2 separate regions of the Homo sapiens genome follow, and region 1 is linked to region 2. A link is an interaction called in ENCODE POLR2A ChIA-PET data of the cell type or tissue named here. Cell type or tissue: GM12878. All regions are shown on one strand. Each heading gives the region's core, and the rest is flanking DNA. Links, peaks and the distances in the headings are about the cores only. Region 1 overlaps SGMS1 (sphingomyelin synthase 1). Region 2 has its middle 44 kb from the start of ASAH2.

Region 1 (10,556 bases), core at 3,705-6,204, 250 kb after region 2:
AGCCCACTGAGTCATCTTAGCATTTGCATTTCTCTCAAGCTCCTTTGGCTGAATTTTCCCAGTCTGCATCTCTAACATGTCTAACTGAATGACTGATACATATCAATGCATATCCCAGGACCCTCTACTGATCTTGTTTGATCCTTAGTTCAAACCTTTGTTTTTTCCACACAGTAGCTTTCTGATCAACGGACAAAGTAACCTTTTCTCCAGAAAGTTTGGAGTATGGAGCCTGTACCTCCAAATCTCAAACCCTCCTACTGCTAAGACTACTCACCTGGGATGGTGTCAGAGATAAAATGTTGGGGTACTCAGCCCTCTACCCCATTTCATGATGCTAACACTTAATTTACTTAGCATCATCCTGTTTCTTTTCTTTTTTTTCTTTATATATATATATAGATATATATATATTTTATTATACTTTAAGTTCTAGGGTACATGTGCACAACGTGCAGGTTTGTTACATATGTATACATGTGCCATGTTGGTGTGCTGCACCCATTAACTCGTCATTTACATTAGGTATATCTCTTAATGCTATCCCTCCCCGCCACCCCCTGCCCGCCCCCATTCCACAACAGGCCCCGGTGTGTGATGTTCCCCATCCTGTTTCTTTTTGTGAAACCAAGGTTTCAGTGGGACTACATGCTGGTAGTTTTTGAAATAGGAATGTTGCCTGAGTGGAACAGTAGCTGCTTAGGATTATTCCCTAGGTCATAGAGCTTGTCTACATTGTACCGTCAGGAAGAATGAGGTTACAAAGCAGAATTCAAGAAGAGTGACACCTTCACTGTGAGAGCACAAAAGCCATCCAAGAAGATGGCTTCAACCATTTGCTTATTTACCCTACAAGTAACTAAGCTCAAACTGCATCTATTAAGCCATATGAATCCCATTACATATTAAATGTTTGGTCAGTTCTCAAGAAGGCACTGCTACTCAGGAGGCTGGGGCAGGAGGCTTGCTTGAGCCCAGCTATTCAAAGTTACAGTGAGCTATGATTATGCCACGGCACTCCAGCCTGGGCAACAGAGTGAGATCCTGCTCTGGAAATACAGAGATTAAACAAATAATAATAAGGTGCTGGATAAGATGCAGATAAAACCAAAGAGCTTATCAGGGGTGGGTGGGTGGGCTCACACCTGTAATCCCAGCACTTTGGGAGGCCGAGGCAGGCAGATCATGAGCTCAGGAGATCGAGACCATCATGGCTAACATGGTGAAACCCCGTCTCTACTAAAAATACAAAAAAATTAGCCGGGCGTGGTGGTGGGTGCCTGTAGTCCCAGCTACTCAGGAGGCTGAGGCAGGACAATGGCATGAACCCGGGAGGCGGAGCTTGCAGTGAGCCAAGATCATGCCACTGTACTACAGCCTGGGCTACTGAGTGAGACTCCATCTCAAAAAAAAAAAAAAAAAAAAGAGATAGCTTATCAGGGGTGCCTTCAGCATTCTGGACAGGACAATCCTTCATTAAGTGGGACCCTCCCACTCCCAACTACTGAAAGGTATTTAGCATCCCACACCCTCAGGACATTAAATCCTGATATACACACCCCTCATCATCATGACCACTGAAAATGTTCCCACACATTTCAAAACACCAGAGGAGAGGGATGACACCATTCCCCACTGACAACTTCTGTGTCTACTTAGTGGGATGGAATTCACATTCAGGAAATGACAGAAAACAATACTGATCTGGAGGTGGAACTGTGAGATAAAAGCTGTAAGTATCATTAAGTGGTCAAAGGCGATCCAAAAGAGTAGAGCAAGTTTTGATAAGAACAGGAGATGGAGACTTGTAACCTTCCCCAGAATCCAGTCCAGGGTTAAAGTCTGCCATGAAATGCCTTCTCATCAACACCCTGGATTTCCCCTACTTAAGCTGATTACATGAACTAATACAAGGAAACCACCGAACTCGGTGAGCAGCACATCCTACACACTTGGCAATGCCAACTTTTAAAACACAGGTATTGTTCCTGTCCTCCTGCTCAGGGCAAGCGTTCTTGCCATGTGGGCATCCAGGGAGGGCAGAACAGTGACAGCCCTGGTGAGCATGAAGGGCACTGCTGGCCTTCCCCTGCCGGGCTTCTCCAGAGGACTCAACCATAGGCCCCACCCATTCACTGCTGGACTGAGGAGATCTGACCCCTGTCTAGTTCCTTCCCGCCTGTGTCAGCTGTGGTCAAAGGGCCATTGTTCCCGGAAGGCCAGTGTGTTTTAGCCATCTAGGAACAATGCCCCTTGTTGATCCTCTGTGCTCCAGTTGAATAAGGTCATAGACTGTTTTCAACCTTAGTCACAATCAATATCATCACCTTTTATTGTATAGTGTTGGCATTGATATGTTTTCTGATAACATCTATATGCTCAGGTGAGACTGAAAAGGTCGGTGAATGAGCCATCTTTTATGGATCCTGTTCGAAATTTATTAATGACACAGTATACACTAAGTATTATATGGGACCTGATTCTCAAACTTATGGAGCTTATTTAAAGTACAAAGTGATCACTTTAAAATGCAGTTTTCTGGGCCTCTCAAATTCTGATTCAGTAAGTTGTGGGGGCATGAACCTGCAAATTAACCATCCCCACATGTTTCTGATACAGGTGATCCATGGGTATGCTTTGTGAAACACTGCCACAGAATGATAGTAAACTGAATTTAAAATGAGCATCTTCTTCTTGATGTTTTATATTCTATCTCCTTGAAATGGATCTTTCACTAGCAAAATAAACATTAAGTAAAAGTCCAATGGAAACAAGAAATCAACTTAATTATGAAAGAAAATTAGAGTCCCTGCTGTAAGGCTCATATATAGACATGATAAGCCTATGCAACTGAAAGTTTAATTTATGTGTATATAAAATTTACATTTTAGTCTGCATAAGAGAGTGGCTAAACAGAAAATGATTATTTATGTCAAAGCATACTGAATGTAATTATACAACCTTATATTTGAATATGCTCTACTAATTTTTCAGTATTTCTTACTTAATCTTCATGAAAGAATTATCTTATCTTACAATCTGATGACCTGTATTAGACTGGCATGAAAATTAAGGCATGAAAAGTTTATGCAACATGTTTAAAGGTCAATACAAGGACCTAAACATCCAGAAGGTGATGACATTTTCTGCTAGATTAGAAATGTCAAATAGGTTTCATGCCACATGCCAATTCACACAGACCAGTAGAGTACTAAGAAAGCCAGCCCAGGGGAAGGATGTGGTGATAAATTAGTAATAAATAGACTGGCTCGTCTGGCAGGTAAAAAAAAATGGTGGCATCTGTGCCACACCTCATGCTAGATATGCCAACTCTCAGAGTATTTAGCAGCACTTAAAATACTCACAATTACCACTACTCTCATTCTTTCACTCAACAAATATGAATAAGCATCCACTATATGCCAGCCACTAGACATATACCAACAGACTGCTATCAAGGGGGTCAATGTCATGCAATAAGGTGGTTTCTAACCTAAGGCTTTCTCTGACAAAATGAGATTTAAGGGGGAACTAAAGAAATAATTAAAGTCAACAATTTGAAAAAAGAGAGAGGAAAGTGGAAGTGAATGCTATCTCAGAGAAACCAAAACTAAGCCACCATGACTGGATTGAAGAGGGGGAACACGGAGGGCTGGGGATTAGTGGGCAACTGCCAGGTCATGCGAGTCACTAAGGTTATGAAATTATGATTTCAACTTAAGATCATGGGAAGTCATGGAAAAGTTGAGTCCTGCAGGTTTGTTTGTTTTTTGTTTTGGCTTTTAGGGGAAGGAGGTGAATTACCAGATTTCCATTTCATAAAGAGGGTGGAAAAGAGTCACAGTGAGTATGAATAGCAACTGCAGTCACCCAGGTGACTGGACCAGGAGGGTGGATTTGAGATACTTTTTGGAGGCAGAATCAACAGAAACTTGGTTTGGGAAAGAATACAGGGGATGACAGCATGGAAGACCAAGATTCAGCTCTGATTGAAGTGCTTCAGATACATTCAATTAGAAACTCCACAAGGCAACAGGACCAACCAGCGTTGGAGACCTTGGGAAAGGACTTTTGAAAATGTGGGGGTTTCAGGCACAGAAAAAGGTAAGATCCAAACAAAACACTAATTCTTTATCTTCTATTTTCCGATTCTAGTTAAGTTTTATAATACTTATGCTGTTATACTCATGAAGACTTAATCCAGTAGAGATGTTACCATGTAAGTCTCTGGTTTTCTAAATTATAGCACTTACTGCAACTTTTTACCTCTCAAAGCAACTTAATTCAAGCAACCATAAAACTCCTATTGAAAATGTTTCTTAAGGAGTACTGTACATTACTGCCTTGTATGGTATACCAACATAATTTCATCTTTCATTGACTATCTAATACATCATGTGACTCAACATCTGTATGAGGGGCATTAATTTTACCATCCAGGCTCTGTCTTCATGATGACTCGAGCTCTTCCCTGAAGGCCCCCTTCCTGTGTGAATGGCAAACACCTAGCTCAGCTTGCCAGGTCATCTTGCCATACTCAAAGCCCACAGAGAGTGGTTGTTAAGCTGCCCCACTTGGAGACAAGACCAGGGATGGGGCCAAGATCCTCGAAAATGGAATAAAAATGCTGGCCCCTGGCTGAGCCACCCACTCTGGGAGATGTTTGGGAAGGAAAAGGGGTTGTTTTGAGTTTAATCAAGAGAACCAGGGTGGAGCCTCCAGAAGTTACAATTAGCACCAAATTGCAGGGTTCATGCACTTTTAAAAAAAGGATTTTTATTCCTGGAGCCAAAGTTTTCTTTTCTGTTAAAATACAACCTCCTAGGAAGAAGGCACTAAAACCTCTGCCAGTTACTTCCACTTCGAGGAGCATGTTTGATTTTTTTCCTGCCAACAAGTTTTAATGGAATAGATGAGTATGCTGGTGTCTAGAAGGGGAAGAGGCTGCATGTCCCACTCTTTTGCCTAAAATCACCGTGGCAGGAACCATTATCTTTTCTTAAAATCCTCCACCAAAGCCACCACCACTAGCATCAGATTCTCATGACACACAGCTTTGAAGCTACAGCAACCAAATTAGACCTTCTCATGGGGGAAAAGAAACTGAACACAGTCACACTCTGTGACTCCCACTTTTCGTTCTTCAAAGACTTCTACGGCATAAAATACATGGAAACAAAATTTTCCAGGTTCTATGTCTCAAAAAATGGCCGGAAGCATGTTTATTATTCTCCTTAAGATTATTTTTAAAAATTCAAAAAAGATCTTACACACATATGTGTTTACAGTGATTTAAAAAAAATCACTGTTTTGAAGTGTTGCCACTCATATTATTCTTAGACATTTGTTTAAGAACAGATTATGAGATACTTGAAAGATTGAGACAAAGAAGAAACACTAAAATTTCTATGATGTCACCAACCTGGGCTTAGAGCAGAAAATATGTATATTTGCTCTTAAAAAAAAGTGGTTAAGAGAGAATTTATGAATAACATAAGTCCAAATAAAATGGTTAAAAAGCAAAAAGCAAACTACCATAAAGAAAAGTGTATAGGAAAACAGAGAAAACAGAGAAGGTATACACACACACACATGCACACACACACATATACAGAAATGCACTTATAGAGAGAGGGGAGAGAGATATATATAACCTATAAATATTATATATATTATATTATATATAACAATGATATATATTAAATATTATTCAAAAAGTCTCAATTATTGTTTAATTTTTTCATTTGTTTTTCAGCAACCATTCCTGCAGGGTTTTTTTGGTTATTGTAATGTAATGCCAAGTGCAAAAAAAAAAAAAAAAGAAAGAAAAAGGAAGTCTTCTCAGTTTGTTTTGTTTTTAAAACACAAGTTACCTGCTTCTCAGACCAACAGGATGCCATCACTGTTTAGACTTGGACCTGCTTCCTTCAAACACACACAGTGTCTATATGATAGCTCTTGGGACAATTTTAACAAGGGACATTAGGCATCCACATCTGATCTTCCACAATCCAGACAGTACAGGGAAATAAAGTTAGCACCCAAACTGTCTTGGAGACCAAGTGTTGACTTTGTGCAGAGCAATGAACATGTCAAGGCAAACTTAGAATTTCCATTACAATATGCTCAGCTGGAAAAAAAAATGAGTATGTGGCAAGGCTGGCAACTTGACTTACAAATGACTATAAAATATGTGGCTGCTTTTCTAATCACTTGGAATTATGGAAAGGAAAGAGGACAGCAGAGACATAAGGCAGGGCACTTTAACACATCCACACAGGAGGCCCAAGAGCTGGCCCTCAATCAAGTTATTTCAAAAAGCCAAGGTGAGTAGATATACACATTACATAGTTAACATTACATATATCAAGTTGTAAAAAATTAGTAATCATTAGAACAAGAGCGTAGGCTAAGAAACAAATATGTGGTAGAGGTAAAAAAATCATACTGATTGTCAGGAAAAGAAGTTTCTGTAGGAACTGGGGCCTGCAGGCCAAGGGAACCCTGAAACAAAGTGTGGCTGATGTTCCACTTATAGAGGAGACAGGAGGAATAATGGGGTTTTGAGGTCAAAATAATCAGATTGGGAGCAGTTGCTTCTGCAGGAAGTAGACAGGAACTTCCTTACGAATCCCAAAAGCCAAAGACCCAAACTAATAATCTTCTTGTTAAAACTAAAAACTCAGCTTAATTTGGCCCAATGACCATTCTTGTGAATAAACTTTCTAGGTAAGTTTTTAAACCAAAAGATTTTTTTTTACTTGGTTCCAAATGTCTTCTATGTTTAGAAAAATTTTTTAAAGAAAAGAAAAAATTCAAAGCCACATTCACTCAGGGGACAGAAAATTGGTCACTACAGGAGCCATACGAAGAACGTAGTGCTACAGCCCCAGAAGGCATTCCTCCAAGAGCCATCCCCAAAATGTCCGGCATGGGCAGCACTACCAAAATCAAAGCTTATTTTCCAAGTCAGAACATTCTGAGGAAGAAAAACTCCCTTGGATGTGTAGGTTCTGATACATTTATTTCTTAAACATTTATTTCTCACACATGCTGACATAGCTTATAGGAAGGTAATGACAACAATAAAAACCATATCAGGTGACAGCTACTGAATGCCAGGAACTGTCTGAAGTGCTTCATGAATTAACTCACTTAATCCTCCCAGCAACTCTGAGGTAGTTATGTCCCCATTTCACAGATGAGGAAACTGAAGCCCAGAAAGGTAAAGTAAGGTGACTAAGTCACACAGGGAGACACGGAGGATATGAACCTCTTACAGACACCATGACAAATACAGGAATCCAGAGCTCTAAACAAGGCATTCCTGCATGTATATATTTAATGCTACATTAACCAGGACATTATCTTGCTTCGGTGAAGGCAAACAAGTTTAAGAGCCTTCTTTACTTCATTTGCATATGCCTCTCTCTCACTCAGATTTTCAGCTGCAACTGAGAGTTTTTTTGATCACATTCTACTTTTTCCTTAATAAATTAAAATCAAAAGCTTTTATTGAAAAGGTAAGACAATGTATCAGATCTGACTAACTGCAAATTCCAGAAGAAGTAAAACTGAAGTAGGTTCTTTGTACAATAAACTAAAATGCAACCTTGCAGTTTTACAGGGTGAAATATTTTGAAGATATGAGATAAACAAGGAAAAACAGAAAGTACAGTATAAACAGGAGCCAGGTGGATGCTAGGAAGTTCCTGAAGCACACAGCATTGGTCTCAGAAACTCGGTCCCAACATGCCATGAAGCCCAGAGGTGGGACATGCTACAACTACCCCTTTTCATTTGCCCCAAGAAGAAACGTGTGCCGCGTATTTCCATTTATGTGTTCCAACTATTGATACTACCTCCATCTTTATTTGTGGTTGGTAAATAATTTGGTTAAATTATTCATAGCTTCTTTATGAAGGAGCACAAGGGAAGTGAAATGAACACAGCATTGGTGGCCACTGTTGCTCTGAGGTGAAAATGGTAGCACGTGTACAATAAAAGCAAGAAATGAGGACACAGTAGCTTTGAGGATGACAAGGCAGCTATTTCCCGGAAGCACACAGAGAACATCAGTAACCTACTTCAAAGGGGGAAGCTTTATAATATGAATGGGAATGGCAGGGCCCCTCTGCCCCAGTGCCTTAAGGTTCCTAGTGTCACAGAAGCATAGAACAAGTGACCATCCTTTAAAAATGTCTTCTCCTTTCAGGTTTCTAGAGGCAGTGAATTTAAAAAGAAGTATTTGTGTGTCCCCTGTGCTGGGTGAGGTGTCAGAGCCAAGGCATTGGAAAGTAGTCGACTCATGGGTTGGTAAGAAGAAGTTCCCAACAACAGTACAGGTCTGAAAAGGAAAGGGTTTTGTTGTTGTTGCTGTTTGTTTTGTTTTGTTTGTTTTTGAGACAGAGTCTCGCTCTGTCACCCAGGCTAGAGTGCAGTGGTGTGATCTCGGCTCACTGCAACCTCCACCCCTGGGTTCAAGCGATTCTCCTGCCTCAGCCTCCTGAGTAGCTGGGATTACAGGAACCCACCACCTCGCCTGGCTAATTTTTGTAGTTTTTTAGTCGAGACAGGGTTTCACCATGTTGGCCAGGTTGGTCTCAAACTCCTGACCTCAGGTGATCTGCCCACCTTAGCCTCCAAAATGCTGGGATTACAGACGTGAGCCATGATGCCCAGCCAGGTAAGTTTTATTAGAAAGAAAGAATGCGGTAGAAGAGTACAGCAGAGTGACTCGGCAAGAGAGGACTGTTCATGGTGGATTTTTCTCTTGGGGTATTTATGGAGCTTAAAGCAGAGCTTAAGGGTAATTTAGACCATATCAGCCTCATAGGTCATAATAAATGATTATATTCATAGACATTCTGTGCAAAGGTTGCACAGTGAGTTTTGACATGCATGCATTCTGGAGATATACAAAAACTCTAGTTACTTATACATTTTGGGGAAAGAAGCCTGGAACCACAGGCCAGCTTTAGATAACAGGGAAGTCTAAATACTTCTAAATTCCTCAGATAAGGAGTTCTGCCTCGGATAGACTGCTTGATGGCCACCAGGTGACCTCTGCTCTCCTCACTCCTGCTTGGTGATTTGGTGATTCTGTTGGTTGGACAATGTGGGAGGAGTGCAATCTTTCTCCTGGTTCTGCTTTAGAAAGTTTTCCTGCTAAATAATAGCACCCTGTAGCAACAAACACAAGGCTCAGCCACTGCAGTAAAACCACAAGATGGAGTTTTTGAAAGAGGATTGTAACAAAAGACCCTGCTTAGGGCTCTAGAACTAGAAATACCATTTGACCCAGCCATCCCATTACTGGGTATATACCCAAAGGATTATAAATCATGCTGCTATAAAGACACATGCACATGTATGTTTATTGTGACACTATTCACAATAGCAAAGACTTGGAATCAATCCAAATGTCCAACAATGATAGACTGGATTAAGAAAATGTGGCACATATACACCATGGAATACTATGCAGCCATAACAAATGATGAGTTCATGTCCTTTGTAGGGACATGGATGAAGCTGGAAACCATCATTCTCAGCAAACTATCACAAGGACAAAAAACCAAACACCGCATGTTCTCACTCATAGGTGGAATTTGAACAATGAGAACACTTGGACACAGGAAGGGGACCATCACACACCAGGGCCTGTTGTGGGGTCGGGGGAGAGGGGAGGGATAGCATTAGGAGATATACCCAATGTAAATTATGAGTTAATGGGTGCAGCACACCAACATGGCGCATGTATACATATGTAACAAACCTTCACGTTGTGCACATGTACCCTAAAACTTAAAATATAATAATAAAAAAAAAGACCCTGCTTAGAACTTGTGGCACTTGCTTTTCCTCCCTTATACCTAAATATTTTAATCCTCATTTTACAGATTTTTAAAACTTGGAATTTCTCTTTAATCAAATGCTGTTTCCATCCCAAAATAGGTATTACTGTTCAGAAATGAGCCTAACAGAGACTCCTGGTTTACAGGAACATGCCCATGGCCTGACAAAGGAGTATACTCTATATCACTAAATTAATTTGCTTAAAGAAGACAGATGTCTAGAGGAGGCACAGAAGAGTTGTTTCTATTGAACCAAACGTACAAATCACAACATTTGAGGAATTAAATAACAAAAAAGGACTCCACTCCAGAATCAGTGGTTTTGTGTCCAAAATAATTTCAAGAGTAAAGGGATTATTTTAAAAATTCAGACCATATAGACCACTAGCTAGCATAAAAAAGAAGATAAAAGAGAGTAAAAGCAAATAAACACAATCAGATAAGGGGGATATCACCACTGACCCCACAAAAATACAAACAACCATCGGGGAATACTAAAAACCACCTCTGTGCATATAAACTAGAAAATCTAGAATAAATGGATAAATTCCTAGATACATATACTCTCCCAAAACTTAACCAGGAAGAAATTGAATCCCTGAATAGACCAATAATGAGTTCTGAAATTGAGGCAGTAATAAATAGCCTAGCAACCAAAAAAAGCCCAGTACCATATAGATTCACAGCTGAATTCTACCA
Region 2 (10,556 bases), core at 3,487-5,986:
GTGAAGGGAAGCTGAGCTTTAGGTTTATGTCAGGGATCACCTCCATGCCTTCCTTGAGGCCCATGTTTTAGATTATGAGATTGCCAGGCCACAGATTTCAGGGTGGAAATTCTTATGTTTATGCTTCTGTCTAAGGCTGAGTTTTAATAGACATCAGACAAATGCAGAATGCAACTTCCAGGCCATTAACACGTCTTTTTGGAGAAGGCTTTTCTGCAGTCTGGAGTAGAAGTAGGAATTCTACTTCTCGAGACTTTCCTAGGAAAAGTCACTCAACAACTTTAAGAACAGGCCTTGAGCACTGTGCTAGGCACTGCAAGGAAACGATATTGAAGCAGAAAAATCTCATAGTGAAACTAGACACATTGAACCACTAACTCATTAGACTCCTAACTTCTCCCTCTTCAACTGGGCTTAATCTGGAAGTTTCTTTCAGGCCATTTCATAAATTCTCAATTAAAAACTTGGGTTAATGAGACATTCTGAGTAATTGAAATTTCTAATTTAAATAGGGCTTATTCAGCAAGCCTTCTTTAAACAGAAAAGTCTTTCTAAAATACCTATTTTACACTTTTGGAAACAGAGCAAAGGGAAGCTTTTAATTATTTCCTTGATGACTAGAAGAGATTCCAATGTCTCAATATTAATGCTCTTCATCCAATGCTAAAGACATATACATAAACATGTACAAGGCGTCAAAGTTCAAGAGCAAGCCAATGGCATTTCTGAGAGAAACTGTTTTTAAGGAGGAAATAATTTCATCTATCTATTTATATTTCTCATAGTTTCTTTTCTTAAAGTCCAAATAATCTAATTTGGTAGAGTACTCATTGATTGAGATTTCCTTTACTATCCTTTGAAAATAGCCCAGACTATAAGTTTTTATGAAGGCAGGCACCCTTGTCTACTTTGTTTGACACCAGCTCCCAATGCTAACACAAAAACATTTGCTGAATGAATGGAGGGAGGTGAAGAGACGAGGGGATGATTAATGTATAAGTGAATGCATGAAAGACTAGCCTTGAAATTCCCAGGGTTCTATGGTCAGCCTCAATCTTGGACATTCCTTATTGTCAGCCCATTTTTATTCCTTTATTACCCAAGAATGCAACTGAAGATAATTTGTGAAATCCCAAGGGCCTGTGAGGCCAACTAATACAAGGATTAGGAAAGCAAAAATCAAAGATTACAACCACTCCACCCTCCAAAAGAAAAAGAGCAGAACCATCCATAGCCATCAAAAACCAATGAAGAGGTATATTTACAAGTGCTCTACAAAGTTAGCCACAGGGGGATGCTAAAGGCTACTGGTAAAGTGTCATGCTTGGAGCTGGCCAATACTTAGGGCTCCATCATGTGATGTCAAAGATTTTTTTTTTCATAAGCCCCTAACCAGATTTTAAATTTATCACCTTGAAAGAAAACCCACAAACCACAAAATAATGTTCTACTCTCACTATAAATTAACCTTCCATGAAAAGCCTGGTGTAATTGGGGTATCACAGAGCCAAGAAGTAGTGCCATGTTCCAATCCATCATCACAATGGAGACCCTTATCATTCACGCAGGGACAATCCACAGAGGCCTAGTGAGAGTGAATACCGATCCATCAAAATGCTTGACAGCTTCTGAGAAATGAATTATACATCAGTATAGAGTTGACCTCAACTTATTTCCACAAAAGTGTTTTATTAAACAAAGACTAATAGAAAGAAATTGGGGCAAAAGAGAAAAATATATAAAAAAAAGATAATACCAAGATCACAAATACATACACTAAAATTCAGTACAGTTGTTAAGAATGGACAATAAATTAGACTCAGTTTCCCAAACACCAAAGCAAAAAAACACAACACAATCAGTATAAAATTTAATGTTCATGAGACAGAATCAGTTGCAGAGAAGAAAATCCAGTTCTACTTCCTATGAAGGCTAAGAAAAATCTCTGCCTATGTGATGTAATATAGTATGTAGTAAACATATGGACCCTCTTCAATGAGATTTTGTTGGTTTGATTCACTTAAAAGATGGATTATTATTCAATGACTATTAAAAGAGCCACACTTGATGTTCTGGCCTGATTGGGACTGTTGGTGTGGTGATGGTGGTGGTATAGAATATCTTGGAGGAAGTGACTGGAAGCTATCCTTCATAAGATTCCATATGGGTTATAAGAGTAACAACTGAGTGTCGGATAAAAATGCAGCACCTCAGCGTGATGACTAATATTTTGATTCTGTACCAGAGGTACTCCATGCCAATTAAAAAGGCAGATCCATTTCTGCCTTTTTACAATTCAGAAGGAAAGATCAAAACTGACACCCAGAGATTCAAGTGCCCACAAAACACTCTGATGTACTCTGCAGTAAAAATAAAAATAACATTGCCATAGGCACTCCCAAATATCTGGCTGTTTGCAGAGCTAAGAACCCCACCACAAAGGAAGTTACCTCAGAGGATGGAACTTGCTGTTTTTGACATATGTTACTACACTTCAGCATATATTCATGGCACCCATCATTGTTATAAGGTATATTGGGGTTTCATTTTCAACTTGCTCCTTTGAGAGGTACTATTTTTTCCCTGATAAAGTTATTTCAAGAACATGCATTTTCATAGAGCAGTATAGCTGAAACCGTCTTGTGTAAATTAATAGTTGTCCATTAGACACTTGGACTTGCATACAGCTGCATCCTGGGTCCTCTCCAGGAGTCACAATGCACATTAGCACATTAATGACTCCGACAAGTCTTACAGCTAAGAAACCTAGAGAATGGCCTCAAAGTTCCCAATGCAATGTTAATTAGAAGATAACTGAATGAAGCACCTCCATTTTCCACTTCAATGCTAATTTTTTTCATGTTCTTCTGGACATCTTTTGTGTTGAGAGTTGGAAGTCATTAAAGCAGACTGATAACGACTTATAGTTCAACTGTTGTTAGGACATAAATTTGTATACCTAGTCATTAAGGATACTCTGCCAATAACTGCTTATTGTTTCCCAAACTTATTTGACCATGCAAACTGTGTCATCAAGGTCTTCTGTTTTCAGCTTCAACATTTAAAGAGCTTGGGAGTTATCACTGTCATCCTTACAATAGGAAGAAGCTGAGCAAACTGCAAAACAAGTTTTTTTGGACCCATCATGGAAATGAAGTCATAGGTACAACCACTGTTCCAAAATCTGGAGAGAGAGTTGCATTCAGAGTCATGGGCAAGATCTGCTTACACGGAGCGGAAGCCGCTAGAGCCATAAACTAATAAGAACACCTACATGGTAAATGACAAATTACTGGAGGTTGCTCCTTGTACTTTAGCCCTTTCTAGTCTTCCCATCTGACTCAGGGAGAAAAAACCGTCAGCAGGCATCAAGGCTTCAAGGAAGCAGACAAAGAATTCTGCAGTCATGGAATTTATGTAGAATAGAGGATAAGAGGAGTGGGTTTACTACCACACTCATGAAGGTCAAGCCTGGAGAAACAGACCCACTAAAAGACAGATTCATGACATGGTTTTAAGATGGCTGACCAGAGGCAGCTGGTACTTGCCTCCCCCACAAACAAGAACCAAAATAGTGAGTATGTAATCATACTTTGGTCACCTATGAGAGAACACTGGAATTCAACAGAGAAGTGACAGGAAACATATAAGGCAAAGGAGGAGAAGGAAGTGAGGCAGCATGCTCAGCTGGGGGACTGAAGAATCTCCCAATTGCGGTGAAAGAGAAAGTGAGTGACTCTCAGCAGTTCACATTCCCACCACAGACTCCTGCAATTCTTGCCACAGGAGAGTCCTTCAACCCACACAGGCCCTGAGACTAACATAGGGAGCTACCTAGAGATTTCTTGAAGGAATTGCTCCAGAAAGGAAGCTCACACCAGGTCCCATGCCCACCCCCAGTACTAAGCAGCTATAGCAAAGCACTATTTTGAGAGCGCAGTCTCCACCAGAATGCCCTGGAGCCCAACATCTCCTGCATCTTCACATCCCTGGAGCCCCACTGACATCCCACACACACAGCAGGGAGCTGCTGCTGTCTGGCACTGCCAGGGCCAAAGTATGAGCCATAGGCAGCAACCCCACCACCCCCAGTAGCAGGGCCACCATGCATTTAAAAATGCCCTGAGGAAAGCCTACTCTGTTTATATGGCTGCCAACTGTGGCCAAAGAGTGTGCTCCTTAGTTGCCTGTTTATGCTTCTTCTACTGCCACTGAAAGCAACCCTCTCCTCCCCAGGAGCAGAGCCACAGCACAACTGTTGCCACTCCAACCTAAGCATTCCTCCAAGAGCCTGGTGATTGCCCTGCCTCTGCCTACCATAGCCCATTACCACACACACCACTGGGGGCCTGAGAACAGGTGTGCTTAGCCTGGATCCACCCACCCCCATGCCCAAGCACAACATCTAGGGGCCTGGGATTCCCCCGCCCCATCAAACATTGTTGGCATCTAAGCATTCCTTCCAGGCTCTTGAGGATAGGCCCACTAAATCTGCTGCTAATACCACAGCTGGTATGCACCACTAAATGCCACCTAAAGGCCTGGAGACTGGCCTACCCAGCCCATTGCAGCCACCAGCACCACCAGTACAGGCTGCTTGGAAGTCAGAGGATTCTCTCACCACTGCTACTGCCATTGCCCATTCCACGCCTGCTGCCCAGGCACCTGGCCCACTTCTGCAACTGCTGGCACCTGAGATGGCCACCTGTGGGGGTCCAAGAATCAGTCCCCCTGGACCCATTAACACCAGGGTCAACATATGCTGCCCTGCAAGGATAGGCATGCTTGGCTTACTGCTGCCACCATTGGGGCCTAAGTGCAGGCTCAACTGCTGTCCCTGTCTCCAGCAAAACTTTACCACAGCCTTCACTAACAGTATTCTAAACCACTGAGTAAATCAGACACTACTGGTGGTGTTTATAGCCAAATAAATTATACAGAGATTATACTACTGCACATACCCAGAATCAAAGCCAAAGTGCCCTGCTCAACCAATACTATAGATACACCTTCGGGAAAAAGTCATTCCCAACTAAAAGGCAAATGCAAACAAATTTAAGGAGTGACTGTTACACCAGATGCACAGATACCAATGTAAGGATGGAAGAAGCATAAAAAGGCAATGAAATATGACACCTCCAGAGGAACACAATAATTCTCCAGCAACAGATTCCAACAAAAAAGTATAAAATCCCACATAAAAAATTCAAAATGATACTAAAGAAGCTCAGTGAGATACAAAATAACTCAAAAAGCAAAACAAAGACATCAGAAAAACAATTCAGTATTCAGGATATGAAAGAGAAATTTACAAAAGAGATAGATATCATAAAAAATAACCAAACAGAAATTCTGGAACTGAGGAATTCAATTAATGAAATACAAAATTTGAAAGCTTCAACAATAGGCTAAATCAAGCAGAAGAAAACATTTCAGAACATAAAGACAGGTCTTTTGAAATAACCCAGTCAGGCAAAAATATAGAGAAAAATTTAAAAAGAATGGACAAAGCCTATGTGACATATGGGACACCATAAAGCAACCGAAGATTCAAATTTTCAGTGCTCCACAAGGTGAAGAACAAATGAAAGGGTTAGATAATGTCCTTAATGAAATAATAGCTGAAAACTTTCCAACTTTAGCAAGAGATTTAGACAGCCATACACAGGAAGCTCACAGATCCCCATACAGATATTATCATTCAAAAAGGTCTTCTCCACAGCACCTTATAATAAAACTGTCAAAAGTCAAAGAGAGAATTCTAAAAACAGCAAGAGGAAAAGCATTTAGTCACTTATAAGGGAATCCCCATCAAATTAACAGGGATTTCTCAGCAGAAACCTCACAGTCCAGGAGAGATTGAAAATAGTCCAAGTGCTGAAAGAAAAAAATTGCCATTGCTTTTGGTGTTTTAGACCTGAAGTCCTTGCCCATGCCTATGTCCTGAATGGTAATGCCTAGGTTTTCTTCTAGGGTTTTTATAGTTTTAGGTCTAACGTTTAAGTCTTTAATCCATCTTGAATTAATTTTTGTATAAGGTGTAAGGAAGGGATCCAGTTTCAGCTTTCTACATATGGCTAGCCAGTTTTCCCAGCACCATTTATTAAATAGGGAATCCTTTCCCCATTGCTTGTTTTTCTCAGGTTTGTCAAAGATCAGATAGTTTTAGATATGTGGCGTTATTTCTGAGGGCTCTGTTCTGTTCCATTGATCTATATCTCTGTTTTGGTACCAGTACCATGCTGTTTTGGTACCAGTACCATGCTGTTTTGGTTACTGTAGCCTTGTAGTATAGTTTGAAGTCAGGTAGGGTGATGCCTCCAGCTTTGTTCTTTTGGCTTAGTAACGGCAACAAAAGCCAAAATTGACAAATGGGATCTAATTAAACTAAAGAGCTTCTGCACAGCAAGAGAAACTACCGTCAGAATGAACAGGCAACCTACAAAATGGGAGAAAATTTTCACAACCTACTCATCTGACAAAGGACTAATATCCAGAATCTACAATGAACTTAAACAAATTTACAAGAAAAAAACAACCCCATCAAAAAGTGGGCAAAGGATATGAACAGACACTTCTCAAAAGAAGACATTTATGCAGCCAAAAGACACATGAAAAAGTGCTCATCATCAGTGGCCATCAGAGAAATGCAAATCAAAACCACAATGAGATACCACCTCACACCAGTTAGAATGGCGATCATTAAAAAGTCAGGAAACAACAGGTGCTGGAGAGGATGTGGAGAAATAGGAACACTTTTACACTGTTGGTGGGACTGTAAACTAGTTCAACCATTGTGGAAGTCAGTGTGGCAATTCCTCAGGGATCTAGAACTAGAAATACCATTTGACCCAACCATCCCATTACTGGGTATATACCCAAAGGACTATAAATCATGCTGCTATAAAGACACATGCACACGTATGTTTATTGCAGCACTATTCACAATAGCAAAGACTTGGAACCAACCCAAATGTCCAACAATGATAGACTGGATTAAGAAAATGTGGCACATATACACCATGGAATACTATGCAGCCATAAAAAATGATGAGTTCATGTCCTTTGTAGGGACATGGATGAAATTGGAAATCATCATTCTCAGTAAACTATCGCAAGGACAAAAAACCAAACACCGCATGTTCTCACTCATAGATGGGAATTGAACAATGAGAACACATGGACACAGGAAGGGGAACATCACACTCTGGGGACTGTTGTGGGGTGGGTGGAGGGGGGAGGGATAGCATTAGGAGATATACCTAATGCTAAATGAAGAGTTAATGGGTGCAGCACACCAGCATGGCACATGTATACATATGTAACTAACCTGCACATTGTGCACATGCACCCTAAAACTTAAAGTATAATAATAATAAAAAAAGAAAAAAAAAGAAATAAAATCAAAGAAGCACAAAAAAAAGAAAAAAATTGCCAACAAAGGATACTATACCTAGCACAGCTATCCTTCATAAATGAAGGAGAAATGAAGTTTTCCCCAGACAAACATAGTAGAGGGAATTCACACCACTAGAGTGGTCCTACAAGAAATGCTTAAGTGAGTCCTACATGTGAAAACAAAAAGACAATAGCTACCATCATGAAAACACACAGAAGGATAAGACTCACTGGTAGGGCAAACACACAAATGAGGAAGAGAAAGAGCTCAAATATTACCACTACAGAAAACCACCAAGCCACAATGATATAGAAAAGAAACAAATGATATGCAAAACTACCAAAATTAATGAATAAAATGACAAGAATAAGCCCTCACACATCAATAACAACCTCGAATGAAAATGATTAAACTTTGCAGTTAAAAGATATAGACTGGGCCGGGCATGGTGGCTCACACCTGTAATCCCAGCACTTTGGAAGGCCGAGATGGGCAGATCACGAGGTCAGGAGATCGAGACCATCCTGGCTAACATGGTGAAACCCCGTCTCTACTAAAAATACAAAAAATTAGCCGGGTGTGGTGGCGGGCACCTGTAGTCCCAGCTACTTGGGAGGCTGAGGCAGGAGAATGGCATGAACCCGGGAGGCGGAGCTTGCAGTGAGCCAAGATCATGCCACTGCACTCCAGCCTGGGGGACAAAGCGAGACTCCATCTCAAAAAAAAAAAAAAAAAAAAGCTATAGACTGGCTGAATGATTTAAAAAAACAAGACACAACTATATGCTGCCTACAAGAAACTCATCTTAGTGTAAAGACACATATAGACCAAAAGCAAAGGAATGGAAGAAGATATTCCATGCAAATAGAAACCAAAAGGCCAATCCCTTTATCACTAGATAATGACTTTCTTTGTAACTATTTACCATTTTTGACAATTTAGCAAGAGGATATAACCATTCTAAAGATAAGCACCCAGGACCAGAGTACTTAGATATATGAAGCAAGTATTATTAGATCTAAAGGAATAGAATCTAATGCAATAATAGTTGGGGACTTCACTTCACTCTCAGCATTAGACACATCATTTAGATAGAAAATTAGCAAGGAAACTTTGGATTTAAACCACATTAAAACAAATGAACCTAAGATATTTACAGAACACTTCATTTAACAGGTATAGAATACATATTCTTCTCATCTGCATATGGAACACTCCCCAGAATAGGCCATATGTAGGACACAAAACAAGTCTCAACAAATTTTTAAACATTGAAATCATATCAAGAATCTTTTCAGATCACAGTGAAATAAGACTAGAAATTAATAACAAAAGAAACTTTGGAAATTGTACAAACACATAGAAAATAAACAACGTGCTCCTAAATGACCATTGGGTCAAGGAAGAAATTAAGGAGGAAATTTTTAAAAATTCTTGGAACAAATGAGAATTGAGACACAACATATCAAAGCTTATGAGATACAGCAAAAGCAGTGCTAACAGGGAAATGTATAGCAATAAACACCTACAGCAAAAAAGTAGAAAGATTTAAAATAAACAATCTAATGATGCACCTCAAGGAACTACTAAAGCAAGAAGAAACCAAACCCAAAATTAGTAGTATGAAATAAATTATGAAGATCAGAGCAGATCTAAGCAAAATAGAATCCCCCCCCCCCGCCAAAAAGGCAAAGATTCAATAAAACAAAATACTGGTTTTTTGAAAAGGTAAACAAAATCAAACCATTTGCTAAACTAACCAAGAGACAAAGACGCAAATAAATGAAATCAGAAATGGAAAAAGAGACATTAAAACTGACACCACAGAAATACAAAAGATCATCAGAGATTATTATGAACCACTATATACTAAAAAACTAGAAAATCCAGAAGAAATGGTACATTTCTGAGCACATACAACCTATAGTGACTGAATCATTAAACAACGAAAAACTTGAATAGACCAAAAAAGAAGTAATGAGACTGAATCAGCAATAAAAAGTCTCCCAACAAAGAAAAGCCCAGAACTGAACAGTTTCATTGTGGAATTCTACCAAATTTACCAAGGAAAATTAACAACAATCCTCCTCAAACTATTCTAAAAAATTGAAGAGGACGGAATTCTCCCCAACTCATTCTATGAGGCCAGCATTACCCTGATACTAAAACCAGACAAGGATGCAACAAAAAAAGAAAAACTACAGACAGGCCAGTATCCCTGATGATCATTGATGCAAAAATCCTCAACAAAATATCAGCAAACTGAATCGAATAGTACATCAAAAAGATAATACACCATGATCAAGTGGGACTTATTCCATGGATGCAAAGATGGTCCAACATATGCAAATCAATAAACAGGATACATCACAATGAAAAAAGGAAAAACAAAAACCATATGATCATCTCAATAGATGCAGAAACAGTGTTTGATACAATTCAACATCCCTTCATCATACAAAGTCTAACACCAAGCATAGAATGAACATACCTCAACATAATAAAGGCCATATATGACAAATCCACAGCTAACATCATACTGAATGGGGAAAAGCCTTTCCTCTAAGAACTGGAACAAGACAAGGATGCCCATTTTCTTCACTCTTATTCAACATGGTACTGGGAGTCCAAGCAATCAGGCAAAAGAAATAAAAGGCATCCAAATTGGAAAAGAGGAAGTCAATTTGTCCCTCTCTGCTGATGATATAATCTTATATCTAGAATAACCTAAAGATAACAAACTCTTAAATCTGACAAATTCAGTACTTACAGGATACAAAATCAACATATAAAAGTCAGTAACAACTAGTTCATACCAATAATGAACTAGTTGAGAAAGAAATCAAGAAGGCAATTCCATTTACAATAGCTACAAAAAATAAATGAAATACCTAGCAATAAATTTATCTAAGGAGGTAAAATATTGCTACAAGAAAAACTACAAATCTCTGATGTAAGAAATTGAGCAGGATACAAAAATATGAAAAGACATCCCATGCTCATGGATCAGAAGAATTAATACCATTAAAATGATATTAACTCAAAGCAATTTGCAGATTCAATGTAATCCCTATCAAAATACCAATGCCATTTTTCACAGTAATAGAAAAAACAATCCTAAAATTCATATGAAACCAAAATAGAGCCTGAATAGTCA

The links. ChIA-PET counts read pairs that join two places held together with the same protein. Peaks named below come from ENCODE experiments on the same cell type or tissue, not always from the same donor. Only the 100,000 strongest peaks of a DNase experiment are listed, where the experiment ranks them.
Region 1: POLR2A ChIA-PET joins it to region 2 with 5 read pairs; 3 of 35 experiments call an interaction of 5 or more read pairs at or near these places.

Annotation. Positions count from the first base shown.
Region 1 is chr10:50,537,053-50,547,608 of GRCh38, forward strand. All of the region lies in intron 2 of SGMS1 (sphingomyelin synthase 1), which reads right to left. Among named protein-coding and RNA genes, the nearest start is that of SGMS1, 82 kb to the right of the region's middle. RefSeq lists a silencer at 1,497-1,791 and an enhancer at 1,784-1,993. In GM12878, for the core only: no CTCF peak of the experiment used is centred there; a DNase peak (open chromatin) is centred at 5,049; H3K4me3 peaks cover 1,503 bases; H3K27ac peaks cover 2,257 bases.
Region 2 is chr10:50,290,400-50,300,955 of GRCh38, forward strand. No RefSeq gene overlaps it. Among named protein-coding and RNA genes, the nearest start is that of ASAH2, 44 kb to the left of the region's middle. In GM12878, for the core only: no CTCF peak of the experiment used is centred there; no DNase peak of the experiment used is centred there.